Linked DNA regions of Mus musculus: region 2 is linked to region 1. The links are chromatin contacts, found by Hi-C or POLR2A ChIA-PET in ENCODE. All regions are on one chromosome and are shown on one strand. Each heading gives the region's core, a stretch centred on a gene start or an enhancer-like site at or near the end of the contact. The rest is flanking DNA. Distances are from core to core; before and after follow the strand shown.

Region 1 (5,747 bases), core at 2,213-4,712:
GCCCATATGGAAAACGATTTGATGTTTTTAGAGGTAATTACATGAAAAGGAGCTCTAGACATTCTCAAGCAGAAATAAGTAAACTGTAGAACAAATACAAACACAAAGTTCAGGCTTTAAAAGGTTGAATGAGGGCAGGTGAGATAGATGGCTCAGCAGGTAAAGGCCTGTGTTGCCAAGCCCAGTGACCTAAGTCTGATGAAGGAGAGAACCGAGTCATGGTGGTGGTGCACCATGACAAGAGGATGCCCATGCCGTAACACAGTAAAGAAAAGTTACATTTTTAAAAAATGGTTTAAGTGATACTTGGGCCCATGAAGAGAAATGAGAAGAGGACTGAAGAAAACTGTCACCCTGGGAATAGGGGTGGAGCAAGCACATCACCTGGGTGACAAGAACTCTGATTACCTTATCACAGATTAGTCTGAATTCCAGAGGCCCCAAACAGCACTTTGAGGCATCTTCTGAAACTCAACCATCCTGATGTACTCATGGGGTGGCTGCTGTGGACAACGAGGGCACTCAGGAGTCCATGTTACACTCCTGCAAGGCTTTCCCTTCTCTGAGTTTCAGGGGTTTCTTCAGGGAAAGGAAGTGGCTAGCTTAACTGACCTCCAAGTGTTTGCTGGTTTGATGCCACAACATAGGCAGGCCTGAAAGAGGTTCCCTACCTCTCTAGGGAAAAACAAATAAACAAAACCAACAGCTGAGGAAATAAAGCTCAAATCAGAAGGCTGAAAGGAATGTATGCTCCTGGGAAGATGACATCCTTGAGAGCAGAAGCTGTCCCTGCCTCCCTAGACTCACATCCTCAACTATTACAGAGGGGGTGGCTTTGATGATGGCTGATGTATCCTCCAGCTTGGACAGTCTAAAATAAGCTCTGGGCGGGAGGGGCAGCAGGAAGCAGGGGGTTGGGGGAGGCTGACAGGAACCAATTGGCTGAGGTTTTCTAATGGAGTCATAAGGAGAGCAAAAGGCTCTGCTCTGGGAGAAGCGGATACAGAGCAGGGACAAATGCTGTTGGCAAGAGCCTCCAGCCTCCCCGCTCTCCTTTCAAGAGCAGCTCCTTCCTGAAAGATCCCAGGAGCTAGAAGACTGGGCTAATCTCTCCCCACACAAATAACCCTACCCAGTATTTTAGGAACTACTGTTCCAGTGCCCTGGAGGTCTCAGGCCTGTTTCAAAGTGCAATCATTTTGAAAACAACAAACTTGAGAGTTTAATACTTTCAATTTGCTTCATCCCTTGAATTAAACTAATAATTGACAGATTTTTTTTTAACAGACTCAAACATTTAAATTCCTCTCATTCATTTAAGAATCAGAAAAACAGCCCGTGTGTAGCATAAATAACTAATTGCCAGTTTAGGCAGTTGCTTCAAATAACCTGGAAACTTACAAACCTCCCTCAAAACAGCCTTTGGCAAGGCCAGAAACTTCTTAAATCAAAGTTGACTGTTCTATGGGTGGTTTTTCAGTTTGTTAAACTATAAGGGGGAAAGCTCAATAAAACATATTTCTTGTTTTTCATATCACCACTACCAGTTTACTGATACGGAAATTAAAACAGAGGTAAAGGCCTCATTCAAGGTCAGACCTCAGAAAGTCACAAGCAGTAACCGCATATCCCATATACTGCTTCCCTGAACAGGATCCAAATGAGAAGAGGAAATCACATTTCTCTCTCTTCAAGAGTCCTACCCTTCCCAAATAGACAGGTCTCTAAGGCCCTTGGCATTCTCACAAATCAATGACTGAGACTTGGAGAGTCTGGTTAAGCTTCCTGATTGCTTCCTGGCTATTGGAAATCTGACCTCAGAGAAAGAGGCCATAACCCCTGCCCTACTACTCCACTCTAGTTTGCCCCATAAAACAAGTCAAACCTTGCTTGCCTGCCTGCTTGCCCATAAAGGCTTTAAAAACAGCCAAACCAGGGCACTTCAAAGCAATGTTTTCAGTCTAAACAGCTCTTTCCAAAAGGAGTGGCTACAACTAGGTGGCACTGGCTGGACCGTGTGGGGAACTCCACTGAAGTCAGCAAGCAGGGGGCAAAGGAAGTGGGCGAGGGGAAAGGGGAGCAGGATATATAGTGCTTTCCCAAAGTGCTGCAAACAAGGCCAGGAATCCTCAACACCAGAAACGGGAGAGCAACCAGTTCCCAAGGGCCAGTTGCCCAAATTGGAGACCTTGTACCAACACAAATTCCCAATCTCCTACACTGCTCCGGGGTTGGAGGTCTTTGGCAATCTAGGACAATGTTTTCCATGACTGTGACTTGGAGGTCTGGAACTCTGTTTTCCATGACTGTGACTTTGACACGGGTTAGGAAGAGCGTCTAACCTGGTCCAAAATCCTGACTAACAAATTAAGGGCAGACAGAGGGGGAAACCAACTTTCCCCAGAATGTACAGGTCTTCTTGGTCTCCTGGGCCAGAAAGCAAAACCAAGAAGGGAAGCCCCTACCCCTCGACAAAAGCTATTCCTACCTTCAGTTCAAGAGCAAGACCCACCCATCTGAAGAGAAACACCTCATCTCTCTTCAGACCCTGACGGTGACAGTGACTTAGAAGGAGAGCAGGCTCTATTCCACAAGATGGAAACTGGTGACCCACGCAAACATGCCAATTCCTGGGACAGTTTGGTGGCCAAGTCTGCGTCCAGTCCCAAGACAAGTCGCGAGGGGGGCGAGGGGGGGGGTAGTACTGACAAGTGGCAAGCAAGCCCCACTTTGTTCCTATCCAGGGAAACCAGACATTTTTTTGAGTCACCCAACAAGCATGAATCACACGGCAGAGCTATGGGAACGGGAAAGGATGTTATTTTTCGGCATTCTTGAGGATTTTCCCTTTGTCCCAGCTCTATCGATACTCTTCCCGCCCCCATTCCAACCCCATCCCCCAACTCTCACGCATTTTTTTTCCCTGCTCCATTTTTATTCTCTCTTGGCCTTCGCAGGCTCTGCGCTCCCCGGCACGACTCGCAGGCAGGACTCTCAGCTCCGCACCCGCGGCAGCTCACCTGCGTCAGGTCCTCGTCGTTGAGCAGATGCGACTCGCGGGGCTTGAAGCAGTTCTGACACTTGCTCTTGTTGAAGATGTTGGCCTGAAATTTCCTGCACGGGTTTTCCTTGGCCGCCGACATGTCGGCTAGGCGGCCGCGGAGCGGGCCGCCACGGCCCAGCGCTCTCCCGGGGGTCGGGGACTCAGCGCGGCCGCCGCCGCATTTTGCGCTGGCCGCCGCAGGCCCGGAAAGGCCTCCCCTCTCGCGCCGCGCCCCGCCTGCTCGCCGCGGCCTCAGAGCGCGCGCGCCGCCTCGCGCCCCGCCCCGCCGCCCGGCCGCTGTGGGCCCATGGACGGACGCGGCCTCCGGCCGCTGGCTCCACCGCGGCCGCCCCCAAGGCGCCGGCCGGCAAGTCCAGCCGTCGCGCTCACCCGGCGCCCGCCGCCACCGCGAACGAACCGAGCTGGGCGCCGCGCGCACTCGGGGAGGGGCGGGGTGGGGCGGGGCACCGCAACCGGCAGCCCCGCGAGCCAATGGCACCCGCACGCTCCTGCTAACAAAGAAACCCGTCGACCAATGGATGACGGGGGCGGGACCGGGAGCAGCGGGCGCAAGGTAACTTGTCCAGGCTGGGAAGGTGGAGGCGCTGGGATGGAACTTTCAGGTTTGGTGGACTGGCGCCGCCGCCCGCGGCCTGACAGCTGCGGCGTTGGGCTGGGCTGCTCCCGGAAGGACGCCGGAGATCTCCGCGGTCTCCCTGCGGGCCCCTGTCTTTCTCGTAGTCTCTTCGCTGCGGCCTTCTGCCTCGTCTAGCCTGCGCCCCTACTGTGTGCTAGGTCTGTGGTCGACCCAGATGCCACCATAAAGACTAGAAATTGTTTCAAGTGCTTCCCGTGTTTTAGATCATTAAAGTTCCATAACCTTCCCGTGACCATTCCGGTTTTACGTAAGGAAACTGAGGCGCGCGGAGCAGTTAAGTAATAAGACGTAGTGTTTCCGAGGTGACTAGAAGATGTCAGCAGCCGTGAGGAGTTGTCAATTCTATTATGGGAGCCCAATTCTGCTAGAGTTACGTACGCACTCTTACCTCCGTTTTGTGCTTGAGGAGACAAAAGCTCAGACACTGCGAATAGCTTGTGCAAGGTCACTCTGCAAGAAGGGCCTGAACTATATACTACAGGCCACTCTTGTCCAGACTCCCAGGCAAAAGGCCACTTGGAAAGGAAACGACAGAGGAGTCCAGAATGGGCGGAGGGGAGGGGGATGGAGGGGGACAACCCCTGCTCCTTAGGAGGCAAATTGTTCCCAGCAGCAGTGAAATGGATCTAAGCAGAGAGCATGCAGAACTGTTCCCAAGGTATGCAGGTGTAAGTGTGGGGAGGAGGAACAAGAAAGGAGTATGTGGTCCCAGAACTCTGAAAGTAGATCTAGGAGGGTGGAGAGTTTAAGGCCAGTCTGGACCGTAATGAGACCTTTATAAGGAGGCTAAGGAGGAGAGGAAAGGGAAAGAGTGAGGGAGGCAAGACAGAAAGGAGGAATCACTTTGACCTGAGATTCCAGGCTCAGCTGGCTGGCAGTTCCAGAAGTCAGCCTGTGTTTTTTAACAGGCTGAACTAACTCATTCTTCACAATGGAGGTGATATTGGAGCAGGTGGTGGCACTGAGAGCAGCTGCGCTCAGGTCACAAGGAGGCTTTAGGAGAGAAATGCCTTCAGAGTTGCGTACTTTTCCACTGGTCATCTGGTGACTACCCCGGGGAGGTGCATTTCCATTTTGAGAAAGAAATGCTCTCCTGCACAAGGAATCAGGAATGAAGGAGCCCAGATCAAAGTGTGCCTGCAGCCTGAGGGGAAAGCCCAGCTCTGATCCAGCTGTGGGCAGGTCTTTTGCCCTCACTGGCACCTCACTGACCACATGGACAAAACTGACATGAATGTAAGGTGTTGCAAGCATTAGGTGATAATCATCTTTGCAAAATACTTCACATAATGTGGCCAATTGTTAATTGGTGAATTTTGGGAAAGGGTGTTTACTGGACTATCCTTGCGACCTTGTTGATTTAAATTTTTTTCCAGAATAAAGACGGGGAAGGGGTAAAGGGAGACTGACGGTTCTTGTCTGCACCGAATACTCGGAAAGTGATACCAGTGGTGGCCTCTGGGGAGAAGAACTGGGTTATTGGGAGGTGACCTACTTTTAAATTTTCAATATAAAACCTTTTTGTTCCTTTCGGGTTTTGTTTTATGAGCATGTACAAGCTGTTTAAAAGAAAGACTTAGAGCCAGCAAGATTGCAAGGCGCGTAAAGGCCTTTGGTACCACACCTGATGAGTTGAGATGAGTCCCCTGAAGCCACATGGTGGAAGGACAGCACAAACTCCTGAAAGTTGTCCTCAGACCTCCAGATGAGTAGTACAGTGTGTGCTACAGTGTGTGCGTATGTGCGCGCGCGCACGCGCACACACACACACGAAATACATTTAAAATCTAATTACAAGTTTTCAAAAAATATATATTTTAAAGTTCTACCCGTTTCTTGGGGCCAATCAAGGCTACCCTATTAAGAAAATGCCCAGCATACGTTGTCCAGGCCAGCCACATACCACTGGTGTCACAGCTGTGGGTATGAGGAAGAGTGATTCAGGGATCCTGAGGCTGGTAGCCTGACAAGAGCTCGACCTCAAGCAAATGAAAACTGATAAAAACAAGAGGCAAACAGAAACCTTCCACTGGAAAGTCGCAGGGC
Region 2 (5,747 bases), core at 1,051-3,550, 97 kb before region 1:
GGTGGGTGAGATGTGAGGCAGTCCTCATACTGATACCTCAACGTTGAAGTCAGAAGGGGTTCTATGAGGGTAAGAAGGTGAAGGGTGTCCGTGCCAGGCAAGGGAAGACCCTACTCTCCTTTCCCACAGGGATGCTTTCTTGCTAGTGTCCCTTCTGGGTCAGGAATAGAGGCGCACGAGAACGTTACTCAGGTCTGCTTGAGCAGCAGCTGAATGCAAGTTAAGAACTATCTCTTATCCCAAATCCAAGACCTCAGTTGCACAGAATGTCCCCTTTCTTGCATCACTAAAGAGAAGTGGCTCTGAAAAATAAATTGTGCTAAGGACCTTGAGACTCTCAAAGTCCCGCTGGTACTTCTCCTGCAGGGCGGCCACATCACCCTCCAGCTCTTTGTGGCCCAGCTCCTCTCGCATGACACCCATTTGGGCTTCCAGCTCCTGGATACGTTCTCGCAGCCCGGACATGGACTCGGCCTCATCCTTGGCTGCTGGCACAGCTCTGGGCTCAGATGGCCCAGGGGCCAGTGAGGAATCTGGGTGTGAGGGTTGGTAGAGGCTGAGGGCTCCCCGCAGGCTCCATATGTAGTGTTCCTGCAAGGCCCTCAATTCCTCCTGATGAACAGCCTGTAGCTCCCGAACCTTCAGCTGGAACCTGTCCTCCAGCATCTTCATTTGCTGCACATGATGCTGTTCCATGGCCTGCCTGTCTTTGACTGAGGCGTCTAGCTGGCTGAGAACCCGGCTACGCTCAGCCTGCAGGGTATTTTCAGTGTGGCTCAGCTGTTCCACCATGCACCTGATCTCCTCTTCATACCTGCCCTGTAGGGCAAACATGCTCTCACTGTGTTTGTTTTCTGCTTCTTGTAGACATCTCTGCTGATGGTCCATCTGGCTCACTTTGGCCTTGAGCTCAGTGTTTTCTTTTTCAATGAGGGTGATAACCTTCTGGTACTCACTCTTCTGCTTGTGGAGAAGTTCTTCATACTCTTCCTTCAGGGCCCCAACTGCTTGTGCACGTTTCTGGCCTGAAGCCCCCTTAGCCTCCTGACAGGCCTTCTTGTAAAATCTCAGCTCTTTTTCATACTCCAGCCGAATTCTGCATGCTGCATAGCACACTTGAGCTTGAATAATTGCATCTTGAACCAGTAATGAAGAATACTGACCAAGGCCCTCTAGACAAGATTCATATGAGAGATGCTGGGACATCCGCAGAAGCCTCTGGCAACCCCCAAGTGGCTCTGTAGGAGGCAGGACTGGCAAGGCAGCTGAAATCTCCTCAAGGATGCTAGCCTTTTCTCTCAGCTGCTGGGCCAGCTCATCCTGAATGGCAGCAAGGACTTCAGGGCTCTGATGCAAAGCCTGCAAAGGCTCTTGGGAGCCATCTGTGCCTGGCCTCAGTATCTCTCCTAATGGGTTCTGGTCCCAGGATGTCTGTACCTGGTCCTCCCTGCCAGTTGGATGCCTGAGGGTTTCTAAGATCTGCTGTATTACTCTTTCAAAGTCTGGGGTTTGGTAGGCTCCCAAGATTTCTCCCAGCATGCACTTGTGCTGCTGTAGGGCTGCCTGGGTCCCTTGTAGGGTCTCCTGTATGCTCTGCAGCCTATGGTGGAACAATTCTCTTACTGATTGTGTGGCATAGCTGAGCTCTGCACGAATCCATGTGGCATCAGCCAGACTTTGGGGAGTATGCTGCTGCCTGTCTCCTGATGTGCAGGCTGTTTCTTCTCCCAGTGTCCCTAGGTGTTTACTTAGTGACTCGACCTGGCTCCAGAACTCACCATTCACCAGTACCTTCTTGGCCCAGATCTCCACTGGAGCCCCAGCAGAGGGGGCAGCACTTTCTTCCTTCAGTGGCCACTCCCCTGACTGAGTAAGCTCACAGAGAACACCATAGACATCTGAAGTGGTATTTTTTAGAGAGTCAGCTATCTGGTTGATGAGTGAGGCCTCCAGGACTATCTGAGCAGAAAGCAGCTTCCTGTGTTCCTGCTCATTCAAGATGGGCTGACAGGGCTGCTGCACAGGGGCTGCCATACCACTTTCTATGGGGTGCTCCTTCTCTTGCTCAGCCTGCGTCCTGCTCTCTGCAGGGGAAGCCCATGGTTGAAGGGCCTTGATGGCACTCACAAGCATACTCTCTATGTTAGCCAGGGAGGCTGCACATGCATCCTGGCCCTCCTCCTGGTCAGCCCATGGCAAAGACCTTAGCTTTTTCCAGCAGTTTTCTAAGCATGTCAGGGCTTGGCTATTTTTGGCTTGGAAGTCTTCCAGCTCCCCAGGGTGGTGTTCAATGTTTGTGGCCTTCTGTTGTCTTTCCTGCTCTAGCTGAGAGGCCAGAGCGCTAGCCTGTAACAGGCTGGCACGGAGCTGCTCTCGCAACTGTGCCTCTGTGCCAGCCCACTGCTGGTGCAGTGCAAGCAATGCCTCCTGACTCTGCCCCTGCTGGCTTTCCAGCCTCACAGTTACGTCTTTGAGCTTTTCCTCTGTGACATAGAGCTTCGTCTCCAGAGAGTGGATTATAGAGATGTAGGTTTCAGCATCTGCAGCTGCTGGCAGTGTGTTCGGGGTAGCTTCTGAGGACACACTATCCTCTGAGGGTGACTGGTCCTGGCTGGTATCTGATGATGTGCTGCTAGTCCATGCCTTTGCACACCCCTCGGGGTGTATGTATCTTTGACACTGGATTGTGGAGAACCTGATTCTTGGCCTTTTTATAGGAGCTCCTGGATCAGACTTAGATGTGCTCTGCAGATGCCCCTCCCTCTCGGGCATATCAGCTGACTTTGGGAGTATGGTGTTTTCCTCTCTGCTGAGGCTACCACTGCTCCCTTCTTCCCCCAGGCCAGCACTTGGATCTTCATCCTCTGGCTGAGAGTGAGGAAAGCCAGGAAATACTCTGGTGACTGAGCCTAAGGGCAAAATGCCACTGCCCTCCTCTGTTGGCTCTGTGGTACTCAGAGGCTCCTTGGCATCCTTTGGAGAATCACTCACAAACCTCCTTAGACACTCTTCCTTTTCCTGCAGCTTAATTTCTGTTTCCTCTAAGCTGCTGCCCAAGGCAATCATTTTAACTAAAGCTTCATTGAGGTCTTGGTCTTTCTTTTCCAGAACTCTCTCATGTGTTTCCTTAATGTGCTTCAGCTCTTCTTCCTTTTCTCTCAGCAGAGTGCGCACGCTCTGTAGCTGGACAGAGACCCTGTGGTGTGAGTGCTCAAGGTTCTGATAGTCAACTTCCTTTCCCCTCAGCTTCTCTTGGAGCTCAGCCACATCCCCATCGGATGTGGCCACACGTTCCATGAGCTCTTGAAACTGATGCTTGATGAGATCCCGTTCATCATGGAGGCTCTGTACATGCTGGGCTAACTGGCGGATACTGGCCTCTCGGGCCTCCAGCTCTTCCTCTAGCTTATGTACCTGCTCACTGCCTTTGCACGTTTCACTCAGCTTCTCTTTCTGGAGGGCCTCCACCTGCTGCACATGGCCTTGTAGCTGATCCTCATAGGCACTGGCCTTGTCCTCTACTTCCTTCAGGTTCTGCAGCAGTGCCTGCTTTTCTTGCTCACAGCTCTCCAGCAACAATGTATAGTTCCTCTTTAACTTCTTCTCCATCAGACGCTGGGCTTGCTCACTGGTACCCAGCTGTTGGCTGAGCTCAGCAATGCATTCCTGCAGCCTCTGCACCTCCTTCTGTCGATCCCGTTGCAATGCCTGTTGTGTTTCCAGGTCTCTGAGTTCCTGTGTCTTCTCTAACAGCCGGGCTTCTGTACTTCTGAGTTTCTGCTCACTGGCCCTCAGCTGGCCACTCAGCATGGCCTTGCTGTGCTGCCATTCCTCCAGCTGCTCACGAACCTTGCCCTGCTCCATCTTCAGCTCACCCTTGAGCTTGGCTAGAGCCTGCTCCTTAATGGCCAGCTCTGCAGCGGCATTACCAAGTCTCGTCTGCAGGGTCTGAATCTCAGCCTCATGGTGGCGGATTGCATCCTTGGCCTCCCCATAGCTGTGTTTCAGGGTCTGAATCTGCTGTGTGATGAGCTCCTGCCGCCGGCACTGAGCTTCCAGCTCACTTTGCAGGTCTTGGTTGACTCTATGGAGCCTCTGCCAGGCACCCGATGGAGAGGTGGCCACTTCAGTCTTAAAAAAACCGATTAAATACTGGTTAGTAACACTCAGGCCACCCTGTTCTGAGTGTCACACCTCTGGCCAGGATCAATCATAGAAAAGCTCCTTTGTGGGTTTGCCTTTAATCCTTTGCACAACTTTTTTTCTTCATTTAAAGAAAAAAATTCAAATTAATGTGGGTTTTGTTTGTTTTGTTTTGGGTAAATATAGCTGCTTCCACATAAACAGAACACAGGACAAAAACACCAATAAAACAGCTCTAACTGAACAGTGTCTAGAAGAAATAAACCAAATAAAGCTGAATAATGGAACACACTGAGAAGTACAACAGAGGCTGAAGGACCAAATAATTGATTTTGCAAAACAAAGTATGCAGTTCTAGACCACATGTTTAAAGCAGCACAAGGCCTAAGGCACAAGAAAGTGACGTCACTTCCTTCTGTGACAGGAAGAGAAGGAAGGCAGGTAACTACTCGAGAGATGTCAGCAAAGTAACATTGGACATTTCCTTTAGAAAGCGTAGTCAGGCCTCCACCGTAAGGAGAAAACTAATCTCTACCTGCAAGAAGACAGAACAAGGGGAATGCAGATCATGAAGCAAAATGTAATAAAACAAACCCTCATAAAGCTCAAAATAAGAGTGAAACATGCAAAACCCAAAATAAAACACAAAACTCCCCATACTGAGAGACACACAAGAGACAGAACTAATGAGTATAAAGAGGAGACAATACAGCTAAGTCAGGCCAGCCTCACCTAGAATGTGGCCTGCCCAGGCTCCCTCAGTCTGCTGGTGGGGAAGCCACAGATGTGACACTCAGGTAGGTTCCAGTTCCACACCACATTCACCAAAGCATGCAGCCCTCCCAGCAGTTAGCACAGCACCCTACCCCGAGCTTGCATCACTGAACCCTCAAGCGCCCGCAAAGCCCCTTTCCCCCTTTCACTTTTGACTGTAAGCATTTTGAAGCTCATGGGTATTATTAGGCTCAGCAGGAAGCTGCCCCCATGCTGAGCAAGGCTATTGAGTGTAGATGCACACGAAGGTCCATGATAGATACACAAGTTAGCAATGTGCAAAGCTCCTTAGTGGTGTCTTTACCACCAAGTATGAAGTCAAGTCTTGTATGATGGAACCAAAACAGGCTTAAGAAAATGACCTTTAATTAGGCATGGTCTGAATACCCTAAAGGCTTTCTGAGTGGGCTGTGTAGAAGGGAGATGCCTGGCCATGGCCAATTCCAGGCAAGGTCTGAAGTAGGACAACAGTGAGTTGGCTGGAAGGGAAGATGGTACAATAATGTCAGATCAGGGACAAAGATAAGCCAGAACACAACAGCAGTGTGAGGGATAGCCATGAAGGTAAAGTAGGTCTTTGGTTGAGGGGAGTGAAGGACTCCAGGTCCACTAGCAACTTGATGACAAAGATTAAGGTTAGTATACAAAGGTGTGGGCATGTCAGCGAGCAACTTGGCAGAGACTACAGATCTTTGAAAGCTGAAGGTCTTTGGAGAGCAAGTTCTACATTACACAGGCAGAAGGCTGCTACTGTATGGAAAGGAGTGTACTTCTGGGATCAGTGGGAAGAGTTGAGACTAGAACCTGGGCCCGTAACAGCAATCTTAAAC

Evidence for each region. Hi-C counts contacts between places; a loop is a spot of excess contacts on that map. ChIA-PET counts read pairs that join two places held with the same protein, here RNA polymerase II (POLR2A).
Region 2: POLR2A ChIA-PET joins it to region 1 with 60 read pairs in Patski. The contact joins the enhancer-like site here to the promoter of Mprip in region 1. A Hi-C loop is called at or near these places in 1 of 37 maps with a recorded cell type or tissue (left cerebral cortex). POLR2A ChIA-PET finds 5 or more read pairs at or near these places in 1 of 5 experiments (Patski).

What each region holds. Positions count from the first base shown.
Region 1 is chr11:59,660,222-59,665,968 of GRCm38, reverse strand. Mprip (myosin phosphatase Rho interacting protein) reads right to left here and starts at 3,462. Exons shown (of 24, transcript NM_001368931.1): 1 at 3,021-3,462. The coding sequence starts at 3,143.
Region 2 is chr11:59,755,908-59,761,654 of GRCm38, reverse strand. It overlaps Mprip (myosin phosphatase Rho interacting protein), which reads right to left. Exons shown (of 24, transcript NM_001368931.1): 16 at 328-4,131. Among named protein-coding and RNA genes, the nearest start is that of Gm51899, 10 kb to the left of the region's middle. Within about 2 kb of position 2,300, at least 3 of the 3 ENCODE cell types and tissues checked have a DNase peak (open chromatin) inside an H3K27ac peak, as active enhancers do; they include left cerebral cortex, where a contact is called at or near this core.